Linked DNA regions of Mus musculus: region 1 is linked to region 2. Evidence: chromatin loops called from intact Hi-C (ENCODE). Cell type or tissue: heart. All regions are shown on one strand.

Region 1 (8,000 bases), 230 kb before region 2:
TATGTGGCTGGAGCCATGGGTCACTCCATGTGTACTCTTTGGTTGGTGATTTAGTCCCTGGGAGCTCTGGGGAGTCTGGTTGGTTGATGGTTTTGTTCTTTTTATGGGCTTGCAAACCCCTAGATATGAACCTGATTTTCAATTGGACTGTTTGGTTTCTTTGATGCCACACTTCAGGAGTTCTTTATAAATGTTGGATATTAATCTTCTAATAGATGTTGAGTTGGTAAAAACCCTTTCCTATTCTATAGGCTACCACTTTGTCTAAATGACAGTTCCTTCTTCATACAAAGATTTTAGTTTCAAGAAGTCTCATTTATTCATTGATGATCTTAGTACCTGTACTAACAGCATTCTCTTGAGAAAGTCTTCTCCAGTATCAATGTGTTCAATGCTATTCTTTACTTCTATCAGGTTCAGTGTGCCTGGTTTTGTGTTGACGTCTTTGATTGATTTGGAGTTCGGTTTTGTTCAGGGTGATAAGTAGAGATCTATTTGCATTCCTCTACCTGCAGACATCGGTTTGACCAGCACCATTTGCTGAAGTTCATGGGTGGTTGATTTATGTCAGAGTTCTCCATTTTATTCCATTGACCAATATGTCTGTTTTTATGTTAATATCATGTGGTTTTTATTACTGTAGCTTTGTAGTATAGCTTGAAATCAGAGATGGTGATACTTCCAGCAGTTCTTTTATAATTTGATATTGTTTTAGATATCCTGGGTTCTTTGATTTTTCATATGCAGTTGAGAATTGTCCTTTTAAAATCTGTGAAGAATTGTGTTGGAATTTTGATGAAGATTACATTTAATATGTAGATTACTTTTGGTAGGATGGCCATTTTTACTATGCTAATCCTATTAATCCATGATCATGGGAGATCTTTCCATTTTCTGATGTCTTCTTTAATGACTTGAAGTTTTTATGATACAAGTCTTTCACTTGCTTGGTTAAAATTAGCCCCAAGACATTTTATATTATTTGAGGTTACTATGAAAGGTGTTACTTCCCTACTTTTTTCTTAGTCCATTTGCCATTTGTATATAGGTGGCCTACTGATTTTTGTGAGTTAATTTTGTATCCAGCTACATTGCTCAGTGTTTGTAAGCTGTAGGAGTCCTCTGGGGAAATTTTTAGGGTCATTTATGTATACTATTATATCATCTGCAAATAATGAGAATTTGACTTTTTCCTTTCCAGTGTGTATACAATTGATTTTCTTCAGTTGTCTTACTGCTCTAGCTAAGTACTTCAAGTACTATATTAAATAAATATGGAGAAAGGGGACAACTTTGTCTTGGTCCTGATTTTAGTGGAGTTATTTTGAGTTTCTCTCCATTTAAGTTGATGTTGGCTATAGGCTTGCTGCAGTCTGCCTTAATTATGATGAGGTATATCCTTTGTATCCTTAATCTCTCCAAGACTTTTATCATGAAGGGATATTTGTCAAAGGCCTTTTCTGCATCTAATGAGAAGATCATGTCAGATTTTTTCCTTCCAGTTTGTTTATATGTTGGAAAACGTTTATTGATATATAATATATAATATATTGAACCATCTCTATATCTTTGGGATGAAGTCTACTTGATCATGGTGGATGATCTTTTTGATATATTCTTGGATTATGTTTTCAAGCATTTTATTAAGTACTTTTGCACCTATGTTCATAAGATAAATTGGTCTCTAATTCTCTTTATTTGTTGAGTCTGTGTGTTGTTTGGGTATCAGGGTACCTGTAGTCTCATAAAATGAACTGACCAGTGTTCATGTCTTCAGCAGCTAGATTGCTTTCTCTCCCCTATCTTTTATATTCTGTTGGTAAAGTTTGCCTCATAGTTAATAACCAAATTGTTAATTTTTTATTAGAATTCTTTGTTTGGATTTTCTTTATTGAATCTATTTTCAATAAAGAAATTGAACAGTTTTATTCCTTTCTTCTCACTGTTTATGTTTTCCTGGATTTCTTTAAGGGATTTATTTCCTCTTTAAAGGTCACTTTCACTTTTCATAAAGGCTGTTTTGAGATCTTTTTCTTGTGCTTCTGCTGTGGTGGAATATTCACGACCTATTGCCATAGGGTTACTGAACTCTAGTGGAGACATATTGTCCTGGACGTTATTGAATGTGTTTTTATGTTCACATTTGGCATCTGGGATTGGGGTGATTATAGGTTTATGTGCAGATAGCACATTTTGTCTTTGTTGGATGCTGTTTGGTTCCTTGGTTTCTGTTTCTTCTCTGGATTTTAGGTGGATGTGGTAGCTGTATGATGCCTGTTAGAAATTTTTCTGTGGACCTGACAGGCATGACCACCAGGGGCTCCAGGTACAATGTGTTTCTGGATATTGGGTGTTGACGCTTAGGAATGGTTCTAGGATAGGATCTGAGGGCATTCACAGGAGAGAAGAAAGCAGAGTGTTCCACCAAGATCTGCTCAGTTAGCCTCCTTGTAATGGGGGTAAAGAATAAAATAAGTCACTCCAGAAGGCCTGCCATAGAGCTTGGGATGAGACTGGGATTTGGATCTTGAGAAATAGTAGGAGAGGGGAAGATCTGAAGACAACCTGTCTGCTTCTCTAGTAGGAGTGGCTAGGGGAGTTAGCAGGGTGTGCCTGCTACAGGTGGTGCTGGGATAAAGCAATTAGTGGTGAAGGGGGGTTAGGAAAGGATGATCTGTGGAATCTACAGATGTGGGCAGTGAGGGAAGGAAGGCTGCAGCAGGTGTTCCACTGAAGAGTTAGGGATGAGACTAGAGGATTGAATTCGGAAGGATAGAGGGATTGATAAAGGCCTTCAGTTAGCATATCTGGCTTGCTCAACTGGTGTATTCCCAGGGGATGCCTGCTGGTGTTGAAAGCTGAGGTAATGTAATGATTTGGGGGAGAAGAGCCTTCTGATCCATTTGGGATAAGGTCAGAGAGGAAAGTAGGTGCTCTGCTGTAGAGGTAGTAATGAGACTGGGCCCTTGGATCTGGGGGAGCAAAATGAGAGGTGAACATCTGTATCAGCCTGCTTGCTTCTCTGATGGGAGTTTTACAGGCTATTTTGCCCATAAATCCTTCTAAAAGTAGCTTATCTATAAGCAACTAACCATGTTTTTAAAAATCAATAAATAATACTTAGCTATAGATGATGAACTAAATTGATGTAATTGTAGCTACAAATGATGGCATATATCCTTAGATCTAAAACTTGGGAAACATGAGGATACCAATTTTAAGAACTACCTGAGCTATATAGTTAATGCCAGGTTTCATAGTAACACACTGTTTCTATAGTTAAATGAACAAATAAACTTATTATGTATTTCATTTATATATATATACAGATATTGATAAAGTAATAGATTGTTAAATACCAAGAGTTTATACTGCCCTGGTGAAGGCTTGACTAATATGATTTGGTTTGATATTAGCTTTAAATGTCACCAAGGAAAGAAAATCAGAGCATGTGTTTTATTGTTTTTGATCTATTGAATTAACCACTAAAAGCCCCATATGCGTTATAAGTAGGAAGTACAGAATCTTCATGAAGTGACTGGCCCACACATAGGTTTTAGAAATCCCTCAGTGACTGCTGAAACAGAATTGTCAGCCGACTTTCAAACATGAAATAGCAGTGCAGAACTATAATTCGCTCCTTACTGTTATTCTCAATCATAGCCACACGAAGGCACTGTTGCCTTGCCAATAATGAAGAGTCTTCTTCCTTGCAATAATGCTATTGCTTACTCCTATTGGCTGTACAACTTTGACATTCCAAACTTTGTTGTCACAGTCAGCCTGTATTAGCAAAGAGACCTCTCATAGATTTCCTGTTAAGTGACAAAATGTGGAGCCTGGAAAGATGATTCAGAGGCTAAAAGCATTTCCTGCTCTTTCTAAAGATTGGAGTTCACAATCGCCTGTAACTGCAGATCCCATACCCTCTTATGGCTTCCACTTGGATGTGCACACACACACTCACACACACACATACACACACACAGACACACACACATCAGATAGATAGATAGATAGATAGATGATACATACATACATACATACATACATACATACATTATAGATTCCTTCAAAAGATATTTACAAATTTTCTATATATCACCAATTTGAAATTTTACTTCATTTTATCTACTCAACAGAGTGTTCAAAGGCTTCTGCTAGAACAATATCATAGTGTAGGAACCTCAAAACAAGCAACTCTTTTCTTCATCTGCATTCCCTGTCATCTTTACCTGTATGTGAGTTTGCTTCTGGGCCTGTCTAATTGTCTGGCTTGCTCCGTCAACCATCTTCACTGAGACCGGTAACTTGTGGGAAAACTGAGTGATACCCAATGGCATCACTTGTCGTCCAACTTTGTTAAAGTCCATTTCTGTGGTATTTAACATTTGAGCATGAAAGTCAGAAAAACTGAAAGAAGGAGGCAAACCCTGAAGTTACTGCTGTGTTTCACACTGTAAAACGTAATTTCAAACTTCTAAAACTGGGTTGACTGTATCAGTTGGCATGTAAATAGCATCTAGGATGTATCAGGCAAGAATTCGCTGAAGAACCACATAATCCGATCTTTCTCAACTTGTTCTAACAAAAGCATTCCATCCAACACAGAGTAGCACAGGTTAATGTATTTCTTGTCATGCACACAGTCATAGGCACCTTCAGGATGTGATCTCTAGGGTAGGATGGAGGGCTGACTGTATGTTTGGCTGCTTTTGTTACTGTTGATTTTTGTTTTGTTTTGGAGTTTTTGTTTTGTTGGCTTTGTTTGTTTTTTGATAGGGGTGTGTTTGGCTGGTCTTTGTTGTTTTTGAAGACAAGGTTTCAGTGTGAATGCTAGGCTGACTTAGAACTCGTTCTCCTCATGCCCCAGCCTCTCAAATGTTGGGATTATAGCCATAAATCACCACACCCAGCCAAGTGGATTGTTTCTGCAAATTATAGGTGTGCACTCTGCAGAAAATAAAAGTATCATTGTTACTTGAAAGAATGTGAATGACTACACTGGATGAAAAAAGAAAAAAAATAGATGAGCAGAGAGATATTACAGAAAAACTAATCTTGAATTCATGAGAGAACTTTCCCATGGAGACTTCTAAAGTAGAGTCCTTTCTTCTACCTGAAACTTCTTTTGAAAGAAGGAGGGGTGGGCTGTGAACCAGATTGTAAGAGCTTTCTCTAACCTCCTATACCTACTGTCCAGTGACAAACTAAACCCAGCATCTCTGGCTTTATTCCATCCAAAACCCAAACCCACCGCAGGCCTTGTTTACTGACTAGACAAGAGGAAGCACACTTGCTAGTCTCTCATCCACAGCAGGAAATGGAATCTTATACAAAAACAGACACTGAAAGACCACCCAGGGGATGCCTCCACCTATACCCAGTCATCCACAGTTCCCCACAGCTCTCACATCCTTGACTTCCTATTTAGTAGAAGCGAGTTAGTCAAAGATCCCTGCCTACCCAACCCTGTCTGCTGGCTGCTCTCCCTGCTTAGTCCCATATGTCTTACCCTCTTCCTTTAACCTGGAACTCACATGTGCATCTACTGCTATAGTAACCCAGCCAGGCCTTTGGTGAACAAACCATGAGGGTTATAGAAGTTCTTAATTCTCACCTCTTCCTAGTCCCAGATGACTTGGGAAGCAGACTTGAAGGGTAATGAGCTGAGGTTTTAGGAAGTCTATCTATGAAACAACTAAATTGGAATATGCAGGAGAGGACAGTTTCAAAGTAAAATAGAAATTGTAGGGACTTGGTGCAAAGACTGACCCATAAACAGAGATGGAAGGGAAAGAAAGAAACTACAGGGAAGCTTCCTTTATTCTTTGGGCACTGTGGTGTAAGGACCCCTTTCCTGCCATGATCTCACACAGGACTCTGAGTGGTGCTAAGTTTCAGATTGAAATTTATGATGATAAATTTTACATGAAATTTGTGTTTATTCATGGTGATTTTTTTCAAGTAGATTAAAATATCACAGAGAGGATATGTTTTTATTTATTGATAAGCAAAAACGTGGGGTTTTTAACTAATTACAGTACAGAAAAGATAAAATGGTTGAGTTATTTTCAAGAGAGTCAATAAATGATAACCAAAGAATCTGAGCTAGACAAGGACCAGAGTGGTCTAGAGCAGACTCCCTCCATTAGACAGGACTTGCTGGGCTTGGTGTCTTTCACTCAGCCTCATATCCAGTGGCTTGTGAACTACGGTGTTACATAATTTTTAGGTTTTTTTCAGTTATTTTTATTATAGCATGTATTTGTGATATAGAATGATGGCGTACTTTGTTCTTTTGCTCTCTGACCTTCTCTACCTCTCAAGTCCCTCCTCCTATGTTCATGTCTGACGAGGATAGTTTTACAATCTATATTCCACAGATGAAGAAAACTGGCAGTATTTGTCTTTCCCAGTATGACGTCACTTAACACAACCATCTGTAATTCCACCAATTTTCCTACATGATATCACTATGGATGAATAAATCTCTAATGTGTACATGCTGCGTTTATTCTGTTTATTTGACAATGGAATGTTAAACTAGTTCTATATCTTAGCTATTTTGAATGCTTACATAGGCAATACCATCTAACTTGTGTCACACTACCCCACCGCTCCCCCCACACACATACACACTTGAGTGTGCAGTCACCTGAACTCTATTCTGCCCATCACTCCCGAGACACCTGAGTCACAGCCACAGCTTCAAATCTGAGTAGGGCTACACATCACAACGAAAGGAAGTAGAACTCTGAGGGACACAAGGTTAGAGTGATTTAAGAACTGTAAAATGTATCCAAAGAATTTGAAGAAATATACAGGAAAGGACAATGATATCTAGAAATTAGAAGTAGAGTTAGGGATCACTTAACAGGATATTCAGATTAAAATGGAAATTATAATAATATAAGTATTATTATGTTTCATCATCGTCATCATAATCATCACATGTAACTATGAACATTTCTCACAGAGTTAAGCAAAAGCAACCAAATAGCTAGGACTTCAGATCAGTCATATGCAGCCATAGAAAGCTAGAAATGTAGCACATGCATGTTCTCTCTCTCTCTCTCTCTCTCTCTCTCTCTCTCTCTCTCTCTCTTCCTCTGCCCCCAACTCTGGCTCTCCCTCTCAATGCACATTCAACAGATAATCAGTTTCTGCTCAATATTCAAAGAAATCCCTTTAAATTGTTTTCTTTAAGTAAACCAAATAGTTCCTCGGTCCCACCATTCACTGAATCTTTTCTAGACTATAATAACATATAATAAATATACTTATTTGATATTTTCAATTTTCCATTAAAGAGACATTTCACAGAGCAAAACATGATGGTATTTTGTTTTAAGTATTAGTGTTCTATATATTCCAAGTGGCTTTAATTTAATAGTTTTGAAATCTGATCATCAGAGTCGGTCATTAAGGACTGCTTAGTCGCATGGTCCTGGCTTCAGCCTCAGGAGACTTTTCAAACAGGAAAGAAGATGGCTCTGTGAGTCCTTGCTGTGGTCTAAGGACATGTATTCACTTGCCAGGAGTCGCATGTACTTCACAGCATGTACTTATAATCCCAGCATTGGAGTTGAAGACAGGAAGAGCCCAGGGACTTACTGGCCAGGCACTCTAGCCAGTCAATGAGTTCCAGATGCAATGAGAGATCCTGTCTCAAAAACATATAAGTAATTCTAAGAGTAGTGGAAGAAGACACTTGACATGAACTTCTAGCCTCCCCATCCACTCAAGTACATGAGCGCGCGCCGCGCACACACACACACACACACACACACACACACACACACACACACACGAGTAAGATTATTGAAGAAACCTGAACTCTCAGTTTTCTATGAGCTAAAAGTAACATCACTGGCTCCAATTGCAATTATATACCCTGTTTCTTTATCCATTTCTGCAAATCACTGTATCCAACTTTAAATGTGGTTGTATTTATACTCTCTCCCATTGAGGCTCTTGAGTTTTATATAACTAGAAGA
Region 2 (8,000 bases):
GCCTAAACCAAAACCCCTCCAGGTTTTGGAAGATTAACAAGCTGTTTCTATCATGCAATATCTGGGGTACCCAGGCTTCCTCCCCTCCTTAACCACTACAAAGCACTCTTTTCTCACTACCTCCTGTGAACCTTAGCAAGAACCACATAAAATCAGCATCTTAGAAGTCAAAACTGAAATCTAGGCCCTGTTCACATGCTGAAAAAAAGATTTAAAAAGGTCTTTCCCAGGTATTCCTACCACCTATTTAAACTCCTGGCAAAGAAGCAGAACTGCCATGTAGTTATGATGCCCTTTGTCCTACAGCAAAGTCCAAAGAAAAAGATAGATTCCTCTGTCTTCCCTGATTTACCTTCAGGCTAAACCACTAGGCCAATAGGGAAGCAGTAGTTGACTTCTCCAATCTACACACAGCCAGGATCAGCCACTCACCTCAGGGTCCAAAACACAATACAGCTTTATAGGGTCCCACAGCAAAAGGTGTCAACCAACCTTAAAACAGCAGAGACAGGAAGTGACTCAGCTTCAGCTTCTCTTAAGAACCTTTGCCCTGGGAGAGGCAAAGAGAAAGAAGCAGGAAGGGATATATAAACTTTACCAGACAAGGAGAGACCAAATGACCTTCCAAGAAGAAACCTCTTCCTAAACAAAACTGATTTTTGGCATAAGGCTGTTGCCCCAAACACACTGAAAGTGGAAAGACCTGATTAAACATGTAGAAATGAGGGAGGGGTGGCAGGGGGGCCTCTCTCAATAGTCTATCTGGAGCTCAACTCATACATACCATCCCTGCATTTCAATGTCTCAGACAAATAGGCTTTCAGGATACAGCCCACCTCTCCCCATACCACCTGGGCCTCTTGCAGGTATCTCTTCATCTCAGTGGATGGTCATAAGGCACAAAGTGAACTGCTAGCACACAGTGACTGTCTTTACAACAGTGACCTCCTCAGTGTCACACATGGTTATCTCTACACCTGTTCTTTGAGGATGACAAAGAGGAAGTCAAAGACTGGGTGAAATTGATCCTAAAGGGTAAGAAAAGTTCACTGGGCAGAGAAGAAAAGATGTTCCTAGAAGAGGAAGCAGCTTTTACAAAGATTCCAAGGCTAGAAAAGTAACATGTTTGTTAAGAGAACTGTGAACAATTTATTCAAGCTAGAACACAGAGGAGGAAGTGGCAACAGACAAGGCATGAAGAGGTGAGTTGAGGCCATATAAAGGAAATTGGATGTTGTCCTACAGGCTACAAAGAGCCAACTTTTTTAAGCAGCATAGTTTCATGATCGAATTTGTATTTTTAGAAAGATCATTCTAGGAATAGGCAAGAAAAGATCAACTTTTAAAGCAACAGACTTTAAAAAAAAATAGGTAAGTACCAAGGAGCTGAGGACTCAGGCAAAAGTTGGTGATGATGTGGCAATGGAGATAACAGAGGAAAAGTATTGGTCATCTCAGTGACTGACCAAATTTAGGAGGTAAAGGAGCAGAAATAGAGAATGACATCAAAGTCATCCTCTGGATTGATATAAGAGCAGATGATTGCAAAAAAATGGGTCTTTGGGGCATGTTAATTCAAAGATCACTGTGGAGATTTATGCATAAGTGCATATGTATATTTAGAACACAGAGACTGAGACAGATAAAGAGAAATAATCACATCATTCTGATTTTTTTAATATATTTCCACATTCTCCCTTTAAACTAAAACTTTTTCTCCCCTAACCAGAATGAGAATTCTATGCAACTGCATAGGACCACAACTTATTTCTATTGTTATCTTATGGGACTGAATTCACAACAAGAATTTGTTGAAAGAATAAATGAATGAGTTTGTTTTCCTAGCCCTCACTAAGAGTGCACACACCACCACCAAAATGTTTCTATCACTACAGCATCCTCATCCATGTTTCATCCTCTCAGACCTACCATTCCTCTGTAAATTAAAAGTCAAAATCCATTGTAATTAATGTTACTATGGCAACAAAAAGTTTAGTATAGCAAACAAAAAGCTTTCCGAATTCTGTGCTTTCTCTAGTAGAACCAAGAATTTATACAGATCCTAAGAATGCTCTAACATGCCAACCATAGTAGTGAACACCTTTTACCCTAGCACTTGGAAGGCAGATGCTGGCAGATCTCTGTGGCCAACCAAGCTACACTGTGAGGCCTCATCTGGGGAGAGGGACAAAAAAAAAAGGAGTGGGGGAGGGAGAGGGGAGGAGAGAAAGGCAAAGAAATTCTCTAACATTATCAGTAATACGCCCAATACTATACATGCCCATTCCATGTCATTGATACAATATTAAACAAAGCTCTCATCCCTATGACATGCTCACGCCCCTTAATTTTTTTGTTAACAATTACAAATCATAAAGAAATACTACTTGCAGGTATGAGGTCCTCTATTTCATCACTTTTCCAATATATAATGTGCCCTTTGCCCACACTGCCTTTACTTTCTATTACAAATCTTCCTTCCTCTAGTCACTAGCACTATGAAGATGCCAAACTGACTTGTTTTGTCCCTCTACCCTGTGAAACTGCTAGCTTCTGAATCTGACTCATCTCTAAAATTCCTTCCTTTGCCTACTTCACAAGGTATCAACATAATTTCAGCAAATTTTAAGGATGCTATGTAAAGCATGTCACTTTGATTTTATAATGAATTAATATAATATGTAAGCATGCATGCTACTCAGATATCTAAAGTTACATAAAATTACTATATAAGTACATGGTTCTTCAACCTAAAACAACACACACACCACTATCATTCTGAATGTCAGGATTTCATAAACCAGTAAAATATTTATTTTTTAAAAAGGTGATCAACTTTTTATTTTCATCATTTTCTTTAAACCTACCATGTACTTTACCACTAATTATTTCTCCAGTGAAAGAGCAAAGAGCACCTTAACACCAAAAAAGAACAATAATATTAGAATAAGTTACCCCTGCCCCTCTTTTGGCAGTGTTGGGATCAAACTTATAGTTTTGAATATGGAAGGGCACTCTCCCACTGAGCCACTCCCCCAGGATATAACTTTATTTTTAGTTCTTTCATCCTGTCTTATACAGATGAACGCTACCATGGACTGGATCCACAGGTCAGTGTTTGGGAACCACTACTACAACCTGTTATGCTTGTCGGTCCTCAAAAGTTCTGATTATCTGGCCAGACATATCATTATGAAGAAGGCCTCTTTGGTCTCCAGAGAGAAGAAAATATACCACAAGATAAAATAACTAGCTCTGAAGCTGAGATTCTTTAACAGAATATAAACTGAGGCTGCCTCAAATTCTCTAGGGATAGTCTTCATAGAAAGACCTAAATACTGTTATGGTTAAAGGAGGTTCAAGACACCTCAACTACATAGCCGACTGTCAGATCAGAGAGAAGATCCAGAGAATGGATCATATCACTAGTGAGACTAACTTCCCCAAATTCATGTCTGTGTGGATAAGGAGATGGACTTATAAAATACAAATAAAATGAACTTAATTATAGGATACAGAGGGAAATATGAGCTGTAAAATAGAGAAAACTTTTCAGGTGGTCTAAGTGTTTGGCATCTTGATTTCACAAATATGCACATATGTCAAAACATGTACACTTAAAGTATAAGCATTTACTGTACAAAAATTTGCTTCCACAAAGTCATGGGTTTTTTGTTCCTGCTTTTCAAACTCCTAAGAAGAGCAAACCTAAACACAGTGCTGCATATAACAAGCCATGTGACTTCCATGAAAGCAACTGCTCGTCCAATACAGATGACAGCAACAGGGAAGGAGGAATGTAGTAAGGGTGCCCAGAAGCAGGCAGAGAGAAAATATGGGTAGTTCTCTCTCTCCACCTCTCAAAACACAAAAACAAACTTCCTGATGGCCTCATTTTAAAGTCTGCCTTACAAAAGCAGAACCTGAGGAAACTGTGGTTCCATTATTACTCTGTAGATGACTAAACCTCAAACATTTTCCTTATCACAGTTACTGTTGCTTATGATGCTGTTTTGTGTGTGGTGTTTGGGGTTTGTTATTGTGGTTCTGGGGTTTTTTTTTTTTTCCTCCTCTCTCACTCTCTAACATATCTATGGGCACAGGGCGGCCAAGTGCACAACACTTGCGCCTGTACTTTACTTGATCGTAAACTATTGCTCTCCCTGGACAGGGCATCCAAGGAGGCCCCACAACCAACCTCAGCTCTCATGCAAGTCTCATAACCCTCAAGCCCCTTTCCTCCTCTGCCCTGCTTTCAACTGCTACACCAAGGCACAGCCATCCCCCGCTGGTTCCCGCCTTGGCCTTTAACGCTCCCCATCCCCGCACAGGCCTTACCCCCTCAACTCTTGTCCCAGGACGTCCCTCACCTTTCCAAGCTCAGCGAACCCACACCCTTTGCAAACGGTGGTTATGAGTTCCTTCAACTGGGCCCTTCGGAGCTGGGCCCAGGATCCCCTCCAGCGGGCTTCTTCCTGGTGCACAGCACCTAGGCTGTCCCCTGCCCCCCTACCTCAGATGTTCGCAGCCCCTCACCACCTGCCAACCCTTCACCCTGTCCCTTCAATTCCAAACCCGGTGCCGTCATCCCGAATCCCCTCGGCACCTTGCGCCTCTGCGCGCGCCGCGGCCCACGCGTCTCTTTCACTTGCACCACGCCGCCCTGCCCGGGCCTGTCGGCGGCCGGGCTAGGTGAGTTCAGGCCGCCGCCATCGCTCCTCAGGCGAACCAGCCGCGCCCCGCCCCGCGCCACACGCAGCCCGCGCCCCCGCGCACCTCACGCAACCGCCCAGTGACGCACGGCTGGGCAGCGGCGTGCCAGCTCATTGGTCCGGCCAGGCCCCAGCCAGAGCGTCGACGCCCGTTTCCTGGCAACGGCCGAGCGCAGGGGCGGGGTCTCCGTCCGCATTCCAAGAAAGGAGCGGCTCCACACTCTCAGGCCCCGCCCCCTCGACCCGCAGACTCCGCCCTTCTGAGGATTCTGGCGTTTTATAGGGGACGACTGAGAAGAGGCGGGGACAGAGGAGAGAAATTCGAACCGGAGGGCAGAAGGCTGCTCTAAGGGAGGGACAAGCTTCTGAGGCTAGGAAAGAGTAGGCTTTGGAAGGCACTGGGAGAGATAGAGGGCGAGGACGAGGGGGCGGGAACACAGGCCCTGGGCGGTGCTTATAGCGTCAAGTGGGCAGGGCTTTTCCTAAAGGATAGGCCAAGGGCCAGTCTGTGGGCAGGGCTGTAGAAAGCTCTCCTAGACCAGGCTGTTTGCTACCAAGCTAGTTTGTTTCCACCAGACTTATGCACGCCGGTTGGATTCTACCTTCCTACCCGTGAAGACCGCCTCTTCCTAGCTCTCCCGAAGCTTCCGTGACCTCGTAGAACGTGGAATAAGTTCCTACATGACAGCCTGGATTCCTGATCCGTTAGAACCTGTCTCAGTCTTAGGGCTGCGAAAGGAAAAGCGTCTAGAAGCAGCACTTAGCATGATCCCTGTTCATAGAGGATGAAAGAGCTGAGAGATGGCTTCAGGGAGAAATGCTGGCTGAAACAAGAGTGAGAAACACTAAGAGAATTAGCAGTTTCCGATAAAATCTGTAGTTGATTCTATCAGTGTTACCTGATTGTGATCATTCTGTGATTACATAATATGATGGATGACAGGGGGGCATGGGTAAGGAGTTTACAGCTTTGTGTGTTGTTTTTGTGACTTTTCTGTGATTCTAAAACTGGTTCAAATTAAAAGTATCCATAAAGAAGAAAGAAATAAAAATTTCACCCTAAAGAATTAGCTATCCCAAGGCAAGGCAGAATGGTCAAGACCCGGAGAACACCTGGAGCTGGGAGCATGCAAAGCAAAGATCAGATGAGAATGAAAACGGAATATATAATACTGCGGGACTAGTTGACCGTGTTAGTTTATATTATAGTCTTGGAATTTTATACATAGTCAGGTGGACAGGGCACCTTTGCAAATGGTCATTCAAAAGCAAAGCCCAAAATAGGATCAAAAGGATGTAGAAAAGGGAGTTTGTGGACACTGGGAAGGGTTTGAGACTTGGGTAAAGGGAAGGGAAAGGATTAAATATTGACATCCTGTATAAATTAAAAACCATCAAAGGGAACCAGAGAGATACCATCCTGGTTAAAGCACTGGCTGAGCAAACGTGACAGCCAGAGTTCAAATTCCCCAGAATCTACATAAATACCGGGTGGGTGTTGTGATCCACCGGGATCTGTCCTTGAAAGGTGACTCTGTTTTATTGAGAGAACCTGTCTCATTAAATCAGATGGAAGAACAAACAAGTGTGATTCCTTCCATCAGTCTCAGGCCTCCACAAGCACACACACACACACACACACACCACTCAAGGGCATACTCACAAATTTCCAGAGCTGAGGCATTGTTATGAGAGGTGGGAGTGACAGTGACTAGAAAGAAGAAGAGTGACTCCTCAAGCTTATAATAGTTCTGCTTCTTGAGCCAAGTACTGAGCTGGGTAAGTTCAATTTGTGAAAATATATCAAACTATAGATTTCTCTATTACTGTTGTTCCAGTGATAGTGGTAGTTACTATGTTGGCTGTATTAGTCAGCTGTCCATCACTGTTCCAAAATGAGATTAATAACAGAAAAAAAAAAAGTTTATCTTGATTCAGAAATTTCTGCCATGCTTGCCTTTGGAACAGTGGTGAGGAAGTAGATCATGCCACAGAGTATATGGCAGCGGAGGCTGTTTACCTCGTGCCATCCTAGAAGTAAAGGGTAAGATAGAAAAATGTTAGAACCCCAACATTCTCAAGGGCATACCTCATTGGCATGCTACCTGCCCCTTCCTAAAAGTTTTACCATCCCCCAATTGTGCCAGAACCTATTGACCAAGACCTCAGAACATAGCCTGTGGGGTACCTTTAAGACTCAAACCACAGTACTAAGTAACAAATCACTCCAAATTAGTGGCATAAAGCAGACGGCTTGTTATTCTGTGATTCCAATGAGATGCAGCAGAAGTGGTTTATTTCTATCCCATGAGCATCTAGGAAATTCAAATGTGGGAGTGGCTTGAGCCATCATTAGAATCACCTAAAGGCTTCTTCAATTGCATGTACAGTGCTGGGCTGGAACAAGTGAAAGGCTGAACTCAGCTCAGACTTCTCAAGTTTCTCACAGTGTGATAGACAGGATCAAAGAGAGCAGGATCCTGAGAGGCAGCAATCACAATATGCATACCAAGCTACCCAGAAAGTAGCAACATCTTTGATAGTCTAACCTTAGATGTCACAAAACATCACGCTTAGTATGCTCTATTTGCTGATAGTCACAAGTGACAAACATCAAAAAATTTGCAGTCATTTTTTAAAATATCTGAATTACATAATACTAAATATTGGTCCCAGGTGTTTGGCTGAGAGGACAGAAATGGGCGTTTGGGGTGGGGGAGAAGAGTAGGTGGGAGAAGATAAAGGTGCTGATACACTGGGTTGAAGGGGACTGCGGTGGTTTGAATAAGAATGGCCCCCATAGGCTCATATATTTGAATGCTTAGTCACCAGGGTGTGGAACTCTTTGAAATGATTAGAAAGATTGGAAGGTGTGGCCTTGTTGTATCACTATGGGTAGGCCTTGAGGCTTCAAAAGCCCTAGGCTTGCACTCTCTCTTCCCCCCTCGACCCCTGCCTATGGGTAAGGATATAACTCTCAACAACTACTCCTGCAACATACCTGCCATTATGGCATTACTGGCACCATGCTCCTGACCATGGACCAAACTTCTAAAACTGTAAAGAAGCCCCCAATTGAATGCTTTTTTGGTGGTGGTGGTGGTGGTGGTGGTGGTGGTGGTTAGTTGGTTTGGTTTGGTTTGGTTTGGAGTTTTAAGACAGGGTTTCTCTGTGTAACAGCCCTAGCTGTCTGGGAATTCACTCTGTAGACCAGGCTTGGCCTTGAACTCGAAAAAATGCCTCTGCCTCTGCCTCTGCCTCTGCCTCTGCCTCTGCCTCTGCCTCTGC

What was found. Peaks named below come from ENCODE experiments on the same cell type or tissue, not always from the same donor. Only the 100,000 strongest peaks of a DNase experiment are listed, where the experiment ranks them.
Region 1: it touches region 2 in a loop (2.3-fold over the local background); 7 of 42 quality-filtered maps call a loop at or near these places.

The regions. Positions count from the first base shown.
Region 1 is chr7:105,167,260-105,175,259 of GRCm38, forward strand. No RefSeq gene overlaps it. Among named protein-coding and RNA genes, the nearest start is that of Olfr685, 10 kb to the right of the region's middle. In heart, a CTCF peak has its summit at 3,662; no DNase peak of the experiment used is centred here.
Region 2 is chr7:105,395,278-105,403,277 of GRCm38, forward strand. Fam160a2 (family with sequence similarity 160, member A2) reads right to left here and starts at 4,777. Exons shown (of 12, transcript NM_199009.3): 1 at 4,607-4,777. It also overlaps a transcript of Cnga4 not described here. In heart, no CTCF peak of the experiment used is centred here; a DNase peak (open chromatin) is centred at 4,874; H3K4me3 peaks cover 2,167 bases; H3K27ac peaks cover 1,629 bases.